Linked DNA regions of Homo sapiens: regions 1 and 2 are each linked to region 3. A link is a contact called in ENCODE Hi-C or POLR2A ChIA-PET data. All regions are on one chromosome and are shown on one strand. The core of a region is the stretch at or near the end of the contact, and the rest is flanking DNA. Distances in the headings are between cores, read along the strand shown.

The links. Hi-C counts contacts between places; a loop is a spot of excess contacts on that map. ChIA-PET counts read pairs that join two places held with the same protein, here RNA polymerase II (POLR2A). Pooled maps may share reads with other maps.
Region 1: a loop to region 3 is called in a pooled map, with 4 times the contacts of the local background. The contact joins two enhancer-like sites. A Hi-C loop is called at or near these places in 1 of 168 maps with a recorded cell type or tissue (CD8-positive, alpha-beta T cell) and 2 of 50 pooled maps. POLR2A ChIA-PET finds 5 or more read pairs at or near these places in 1 of 52 experiments (activated CD8-positive, alpha-beta memory T cell).
Region 2: a map with no recorded cell type shows a loop between it and region 3 (13-fold over the local background). The contact joins two enhancer-like sites. A Hi-C loop is called at or near these places in 1 of 168 maps with a recorded cell type or tissue (dorsolateral prefrontal cortex), 16 of 37 single-sample maps with no recorded cell type and 19 of 50 pooled maps. POLR2A ChIA-PET finds 5 or more read pairs at or near these places in 1 of 52 experiments (OCI-LY7).

What each region holds. Positions count from the first base shown.
Region 1 is chr6:159,677,325-159,680,108 of GRCh38, forward strand. It overlaps SOD2 (superoxide dismutase 2), which reads right to left. Exons shown (of 5, transcript NM_000636.4): 5 at 1-2,784. Among named protein-coding and RNA genes, the nearest start is that of SOD2, 15 kb to the right of the region's middle. Within about 2 kb of position 1,412, at least 2 of the 41 ENCODE cell types and tissues checked have a DNase peak (open chromatin) inside an H3K27ac peak, as active enhancers do.
Region 2 is chr6:159,928,667-159,931,406 of GRCh38, forward strand. No RefSeq gene overlaps it. Among named protein-coding and RNA genes, the nearest start is that of IGF2R, 39 kb to the right of the region's middle. Within about 2 kb of position 1,310, at least 4 of the 41 ENCODE cell types and tissues checked have a DNase peak (open chromatin) inside an H3K27ac peak, as active enhancers do.
Region 3 is chr6:160,461,314-160,464,297 of GRCh38, forward strand. No RefSeq gene overlaps it. Among named protein-coding and RNA genes, the nearest start is that of SLC22A3, 110 kb to the left of the region's middle. RefSeq lists an enhancer at 1,625-1,674. Within about 2 kb of position 1,343, at least 3 of the 41 ENCODE cell types and tissues checked have a DNase peak (open chromatin) inside an H3K27ac peak, as active enhancers do.

The sequences.
Region 1 (2,784 bases), core at 162-2,661, 780 kb before region 3:
GAAGCATCTTGACAACAGAAGCACTCTCATTACTGTAAAGCCCACAATGAATAGCAGACAGCATGACTTCACCCTAGACAGGTCATGCCAACTTCACATCCCTTTCCAAATAGTATGCCAGTACTATACCAAATAGTATACCACTTTAGGAAGAGTGGTACCAGGTGGTAAGCTCCTATATTCCAATGACCAGAGTAAAATATCACCAGAACTTTATGTAAAATACATCTTGTAAAAGTATGATTACTTTATTTTTCAGAGTTAAGGCAATAATCTGTGGTTGGTTAATGTTCTAAGATGTTACAAGAACTTTAAGAGACAGGGTCTCACACTGTCACCCAGGCTGGAGTGCAGTAGCACAATCATAGCTCACTACAGCTGCAAACTCCTGGGCCTGTGATCCTCCTGCCTTAGCTTCTTAGTAGCTGGGATGATAGGTGTGAGTAACCACAACCAGCTATTATGAGAAATATATAAAATACTATTTGTGATCATGTTATTTATAAGAAATATATATATTGTCTCAATCCTTGCTTGGTCTCTTGGCTCCTAAACCCCTTGAAGTATCTTTGGTTTGCCAATGAAATGATTGGTGGCTGGGAGCCTCTAGGTAGCTTCAGGACGGGGGGCTGCTTACCAGAAAGACCAAGGCAAGATTGGAGGGTTTGGACTCCCAGCCTCAACCCCCAACCTCCAGAAAGGGGAGAGAGGCTGAAGGTTGAGTTAATCGCCAATTGCCAATGGTAATGCTGACATAATGAAGCCTCCGTAAAACCCCAAAGGGTCGGGGTCCAGATGAGCTTCTGGGTAGCTGATGACGTGGAGAGAGCATGAAAGCTCCATACCCCTTCCCACATGCCTTGCCCTGTGCATCTCTTCCATCTGGCTGTTCATCTGTATTCTTTGAAATATCCTTTACAAGCCAGAGGCAATGGCTCACACCTGTAATCTCAGCACTTTGGGAGGCTGAGGTGGGTGGATGACTTGAGGTCAGGAGTTTGAGACCAGCCTGGCCAACAGAGTGAAACCCCATCTCTACTAAAAATACAAAAATTAGCTGGGCATGGTGGTGCACACTTGTAATCCCAGCTACTTGGGAGGCTGAGGCATGAGAATCGCTTGAACTCAGGAGGTGGAGGTTGCAGTGAGTTGAGACTGTGCCACCGCACTCCAGCCTGGGTGACACAGTGAGACTCCATCTCTAAATAAAAAAATAAATAAATGAAATATCCTTTACAATAAATTAGTATTGTAACCAATATGTAGTTTTAATAAAGTAATAAAATTAAAAATGGGTAAACATAAGTAGAGTGTTTCTCTGTGTTCTGGGAGCTGCTCTAGCAAATAAATCAAAACCAAGGAAAGGGTCACGGGAACCCCACTTTATAGCCAGTCAGAAGTATAGGGACTTGCGATTGGTATCTGGAGTGGGGGCAGTCTTGTGGGCTGAGCCCTCCACCTGTGGGATCTGACTCCAATTCCAGGTAGACAGTGTCAGAATTGAATTATAGGACATCCAGCTGGTGTCCACTGGACAACCTGGTGTAAAAGTATTGAGTGGTATGTGACAACAGCAAAAACACTTTGGTTTTGTCGTATATCCCTAATACTATGCTTTTAGGTTATCAGATGATGTTATTACAGATATGACTGGAGATACAGGTCTTGGTCTTAAGAGTAATATTTCAACTACCCATTATTTACTATTCCTTTCCCATGGAAACTCAGTGAAAATGACAGAAGATTATAGGATTTTTAAAGTTTTTGACATGCAAGCATAATGCAGACCTCTTTGATGGTTGACAGATTCTTTTATTAACAGTCAAAAACTTCACACAATTGGAAAATAAATGTTTCTTCAATGAATAATCAAACAAAAATTATCCAGGACCTTATAGGGTTTTCAGTATGTACCAGGCTTGATGCACATCTTAGAAGACAGGACATTATCTTGCTGGGATCATTAGGGTATGACTGAAAGTGAGAAACAGTAATTTGTAAAACATTTACCTAATAATAGCTTTCCCAAACAGTACTTCCCCTGGAATTAAAACAGGAAATACAATTTATGTTTATACGTGGTTTTAGATATGACTCAATATACATAGATTTTAACTTTATGGTTTGGTATTACTTTTTTAAAGGCGCTCAATAGAAATTCAAATCTCACTTTAAGACCATGAATTTCAAGTTGCAATGAAGTGTACAATAAAGTTGTGATTTCTCAACATCAAAGTTTAATTATTACAAAATAGTTCAAGCAACAGATAGAATTTCAAAAACAGTATTTGCTTTGCTTCCTTGTTTTGCTCCAACACTAATCATGCTGAGGTTTTTGAAGCACAGCTATGACTAGGGCAGGCACTGCTGATTCAGTCACAAAAACCCTTCTTGGATGAACAATACTTGTTCTTTTCAGAAGAAAAGCAATTTTACCTTTTCTATTTCTATTATGAAAAACAGAGCTAAACAATTTTTGTATTTTTAGTAGAGACAGGGTTTCACCACGTTGGCCACGCTGGTCTTGAACTCCTTCAAGTGTTCTGCCTGCCTTGGCCTCCCAAAGTGCTGGGATTACAGATGTGAGTCACCCCGCCCAGCCCTAAACAATCTTAAAGTCTCCTTTTCCACCAGATGACTAAAATCTTTAGTTTGTAAATTCCCTTAGTCTCTTAAAATCAATCTATCCAGAAGACAAGAAAGACAAACTTAGTGAAGGAAAGAATGCTTCCTCACTCTCTCACCAGAAAGCCAAAGCAAAAATAGAGCCCCACAGAAATTTCA
Region 2 (2,740 bases), core at 60-2,559, 530 kb before region 3:
GATTCATGTGTTTGTGGTGCTGCTTGTGTGTACAAGCCTACTGAGCTGCAATCATATAATAGTATAGCATATACAGTTATGTAGAGTACACAATACTTGATAATGATAATAAGCAACTATGTTACTGGTTTATGTATTTACCATACTATACTTTTTATTGTTATTTTAGAGTGTGCACCTATTTATTAAAAAATTAACTATAACACAGCCTCAGGCAGGCCCTTCAGGAGGCATCCAGAAGAAGGCATTGTGACCATAGGAGACGACAGCTCCATGTATGTTATTGCCCCTGAGGACCTCCCAGTGGGACAAGATGTGGAGTTGGAAGACAGTGATATGGATGATCCTGAACCTACATGGGCCTAGGCTAATGTGTGTGTCTGTGTCTTAGTCTTTAATAAAAAGTGAAAAAAAAATTTTAATAGAAAAAAGCTTATAGAATAGGGATATAAAGAAAGTATTTTGTATAGCTGTACAGTATGTTTGTGTTTTAAGCTGAATATTATTACAGGAGAGCCAAAAAGTTACAAAAAAATTAAAAAGTTTATTAAGTGAATAAGTTACAGTAAAGTAAGGTTAATTTATTATTGAAGAAATAAATGTAGTGTTCCCTAAGTGTACAGTGCTCATAAAGTCTATCATAGTGTGCGGTACAGTCCTAGGCCTTCACATTCACTCACCACTCACTCACTGACATCAGAGCAACTTCTAGTCCTGCAGGCTTCATTCGTGGTAAGTGCCCTGTACAGGTGTACCACTTAAATAACTTTTAAAATACCCTTCACTCTGATGTTTGCATAATGACAAAATCGCCTAATGACATAGCCCTGTAGTTAAGTGACACATGACTGTATATACATTCTATCATGTATGTACATATATGACATTATGTTAATATAAAGACTAATACAGCGTAGTTCATAGGAACAAGGTTCATCTTACCTGTGGCTTAGCAGATGTTGGGCACAGTTTTGTGGGCTATGTAAAGTAGGTAGGCTCCAAATTGCCAAAAATAGATTTCTCTGGACTATATTTAAAGCAATCAATGTGGAAGAATTTGAGTTTGGTGCCAGTGGGCTTTGAGCTAGTGGTCTAGCCTGCTGTGAAGGCCTAAACAACATTGTAGGCCAACACACGAGGCCACGTCTGGCTCATTTATATAACTGCTATGGAGGAAAAAGAGGAGAGTCTTTCATCAGTAAACATCTCAGTAGCTAATGGTGCTTTCCCTAATTCTGGGGTTCTTTCTATTACGAGGTGGCAATGAGCTTGCGGTTGTATGTTTGCTGTAAACTCTTTGTCACCCTTGCTTGTCTACACCACACCAGGCTGGAGAGGGAAGCGAGGGCTCAGGTAACGGTGGCAGCAGTTATAAAAATAGCTGAATCCTCTCGGCCACCATCCCCGTTCTGGATTTTCCCTGGCAGAGTTCCAGGCGGTTCCACGTGCTTTCCCTGGCTAGCAGCCAGTTTAGTGCACCCACTACAGCCACTGGTGTGTTTGCTTAAAAATGTTTTTCTTGTTTTCTGATTAAAATATGTGAAATGCTTATCATAAATCATCTGGGAACAGGAAAATAGAGACTTAAAAGTGACCTATATCATAGATAAGTGCTAACACTTTGATGTACTTTTTCTTAGTCTTTTAAAGGGCATGTTTATAATATTGAACATCATTACTGCTTTGTATTCAGGTTTTTGCACCTAAGTTAAGTCATATGCCTTTCCTGTGTCATTAAATATGTTTTTGAAGCATATTTAATGCTAGCATGAAATTACACTCTATGGTCATAGTATGTTTGTCCAGTTATTGGACATTCAGGTTGGTACCCAACTGGCCCACTGGTAGCCAATGCTGCAGTTGCTACTGGGGCCCAGGCCACCCCTGCTGCTGTGCCTCCAGATGAGACTGGAAAGGGCTCCTGCCCCATCAGTGTTCACACTCCTACACATCAAAGTAAAAAGCTCTTTCTTGGTTTCTTTCTGCATCTCTGATCTTATGACATTTCATTAAGCTCATTCTATCAAAAGAATACAAACCTTCTCTCTGAGAACTGGTGAAACTTCCAAAAGCCAATAAAAACAAACTGGTTTGGAAAAGGAGAGAAAGCCTGGGCTGAAAAAAGGCTACAAGGGTGACAACTGAGGCACTGTCTCAATAAGGACACTGTGCAGAAACTTGATGTGTTCAGGCTAAATTTATGCCAGAGCCCACAGTGGGCCACTTCACACCTGTGGCTGTTATTAAAGAAGAAAAATAACAAATGTTGGCATGGATGTGGAGAAATCGGAACCCTCATAGATACCAGTTGCTGGTGGGAATGTAAAACGGTATGGTTGCTGTGAACACATGGAGTGGTTTCTCAAAAAGTTAAACATAGAATTACCATATGAACAACCAGTTTTACTCATAGGCATATACCCAAAAGAGCTGAAAGCACGGACTTGTACACATACTTATACATCAATGTTCATAACAGCATTATTCACAGTAGCCAAAAGGTGCAAACAAACCAAACACGTGTCAACGAGTGAATGGATCAGCAAAATGTGAAATATACAATGGAATATTATTCAGCCTTAGAAAGGAAGTTCTGACACACGCTATGACATGGATGAACCTTGAGGACAATATGCAAAGTGAAATATGCCAGTCATAACAGGACAAATGCTGTATGCCTCCACTTATATGAGGTCCCTGGAGTACTCAAATGCATAGAGACAGAAAGTAGAATGCTGGT
Region 3 (2,984 bases), core at 93-2,592:
AATGCTTCTGGGACATTTCTTTGGCTCCACTTGAGGCTTCCCACAATCAAATGAAGAGGATGCTGTGGCACAAGGTGGGAAAGAAGTCGCATTTGAGTCCAAGTTGGCAATTTTGTCAATTAATTTAGGACAAATTCCAAGCACTGAGTTTTTGATATTTCAAAGGTGAAATTAAACAGTAAAATTATAAACAACTTTTAGATTTTTTTTCTAGGTTTCAAAAGTGGTAGTAAACAACACAGGATGCTCTCCTTTCAAGGAAATATAAGCGCTTTCTAATTATTTTGTTGGAGAAGTGATCAAAGAAATTGGTATAGTTCAGCATTAGAATGAGATCTTTTCTGAGAAGACCTTGATTGGCACAAATAGTTATTCGTCATTGTTATTCCGAACAATGTTTAGAACATGATGTCATCCTTCCCATCATCATCCTCATCACCATCCCCATCTAACCCACATAAAGTTTACAGAAAGGCATGAAGGTTTCTTTTGCATGTGAGTCTGTGTGTGCACGTGTGTGTGTGTGTGTATGTGTGTGTGTGATTGTATGTAGCAAGGATTACTGTCCTAAGTTGAAATGTTGCCTTCTCTCAGCCAGCTTCAGGACAGCTCCTCTGGGGAGCCTCCCATGACTAACTGACTGTCATTGGGGTGACTTACACACATGTGCCTTTATTTTTCTTTTACCTCCTCTCTGCCTTCTCTCTGCAGCCAGCCTGCAAGATCTCTGGAGGTAGGAACAGTGTCCCATCTTTGGTACCACCCATCAATGCCTACAACAGTGCATAGGCTACAGAGGGTGTTCAAAAATGCTTCTCTGTCTCCAGTCCTTCAAGGTCTTCAAAATTATAAACATTAATATAGTTAATAATATTCACATAATTATTAATAACAACTGCAAGAGGAATTTCCTCCCCAACCAACCAGAGATTCTACACTCCAGTGAATTTGGAACCTGAGTTTTCCAAATAACTGTCCATTTGCCATGGGCTGTTCTGAGAATCTATCTATATAAGTCTTTTTTTTTTTTAAAGAAACATTGCATGGAATGAAATCATCTTCCCTAGTGCTGAACTCAATTTCTGCTAATATGCCTTACACACAGTATACATGCATCATTGTACTAAAAGAGTAACTACAGAAATTATGGTACCTGCTCCTACTATTTAAAATAAAACTGAATGTTTCTATTTATTTTTACTTATTATTTATACTGAATGTCTTAGTGGAAATGAACTAGCTATTAAAATCATTCTCCACCAGAGTCTCTAGATTTCTCAAGCATGAGTCAAACCTGAATAAACCACATCCTTCTGCAGGAAACCAAACCCACCAACCACATCCTTCTGTAGGAAACAGTTCTGAGGATTTCCAAGTGTCTTATGGGAACCCTTCTCACAAGGCTTGGGGTTAACCTCACTTGTCTTACATCAAGGTTAGGTGGGGGACCTCACAGTCCATTGGGAAAAATCTTGCTCCCATTCTTCCTTCTTTCTCCAATCTTTAAGAACTCGATTCTCATACAACCTTTATGTGGGTGAGGACAGCAGAAATGCACCTGGGAAGCTACTGCACTTTCCTACCATAGGAGTCAAAGGTGCATGAGTCCCAGGCACAGTAGTGGGGTCTGAGGCAAGAAAGTCAGTGTGGGCTCAACTTCAAGGCAGCCTGTCAAGGATAGAGAGCCCAGGCAGTGAGAGGCAGTGGCATGTACCAGACGGGGCCAGAAGTGGAGAACTGGAACTGACCCCATCGAGGGACTTTCAGGTAGAGGAGCCACCAAGATGCTTCTGCAGAACAAACAAAAACACCCACTCAAGGAAAAGGTCAGCTATCAACTCACACTAAATCCAGAGACCACAATGCCACAATACAATAATATTGGCCAAGTAGAATCTTTACTATCACCCTAACCTCTCATTCTTCCCTCTTGCTCTCCCCAGGAGTGTCCCAAATGCGAAGCTGGGCAGTGTGGCTCCCATAATCTTCATCACTGCCCTGTACCGCCTCCCCAGGAAATCTTGGAATGGTGGTCTTCAGTGGACTTGGAGGCCAAGCTGCTTCCCCCAGCTCAAGGTTCTTCCACATGGCAGACCCAACCACAAGCAACCAAATTATACAAATGAAAAGTCCAGGACAGCTTTCTGTAACTAGGACAGACAAGTTGATTGGTCAGCAGAAAGTAAAATAGGGGACAAGTCCAAGTGGCTTTTTGTTTTTTCAGAAATACCCATGGATTTGTTATCCCAGTTGTTTAAGATCTAATGTCAACTCCACTTACCCTGATCCAAGCCTCATACTCCCAACAAGAGTCTTGGAGCAATGAAGAGGGAACCCAACAAACAGTCTCTAAGCAATGATGCTAATGTGAATCGTGAGGAATAATCTTAGGAGAAAGGCCATTTGGGGCTAAAGAGCTGCACTACCCTTCACTGAATTCCTAGGATGGCCATCTGTAGGTTTACAATGTGCACCACATGCTTAGCTGTGCCCTGCTGTTCGTATATTTTTCATACTTCTCAGCTGCAGAAGAGAAAGGTTTTTTATCCGAATGACTGTAAATTTCTTTTTCATGCATCCCATGCTAGACACTGAAGTGCTCAGTGGGACCACCCTGGGGCTGATTAGATCACCTCTAAGTGTGCTCTTTGGGAATTTTACATTTATTTTATTTATGTGTGTGTGGTGGGAGGGGCGGGTGTTTCCCTAACAAATGGGGCCAATTGTAGGGCAGGTTCAAGATGCCCATGACGAAGGGCAGGCTCTGGTGGAGAGGGCAGCCATCTCCTCCCCAGAAGCACTCAGCTCAAAAGCCATTTTCTGGTTTTTTTTTTTTTTTTTTTTTTTGCAAATCCATATGAAGGAAGCAGTTTCCTTACCAAAACAGAAGGCAACTTACCACAGAGAGGGATATCACAGTAGTCAAAAAGTTTTCTTGGATTCACTCTGTAGCACCAGGGACCATTGATGTCACCATCAGGGTT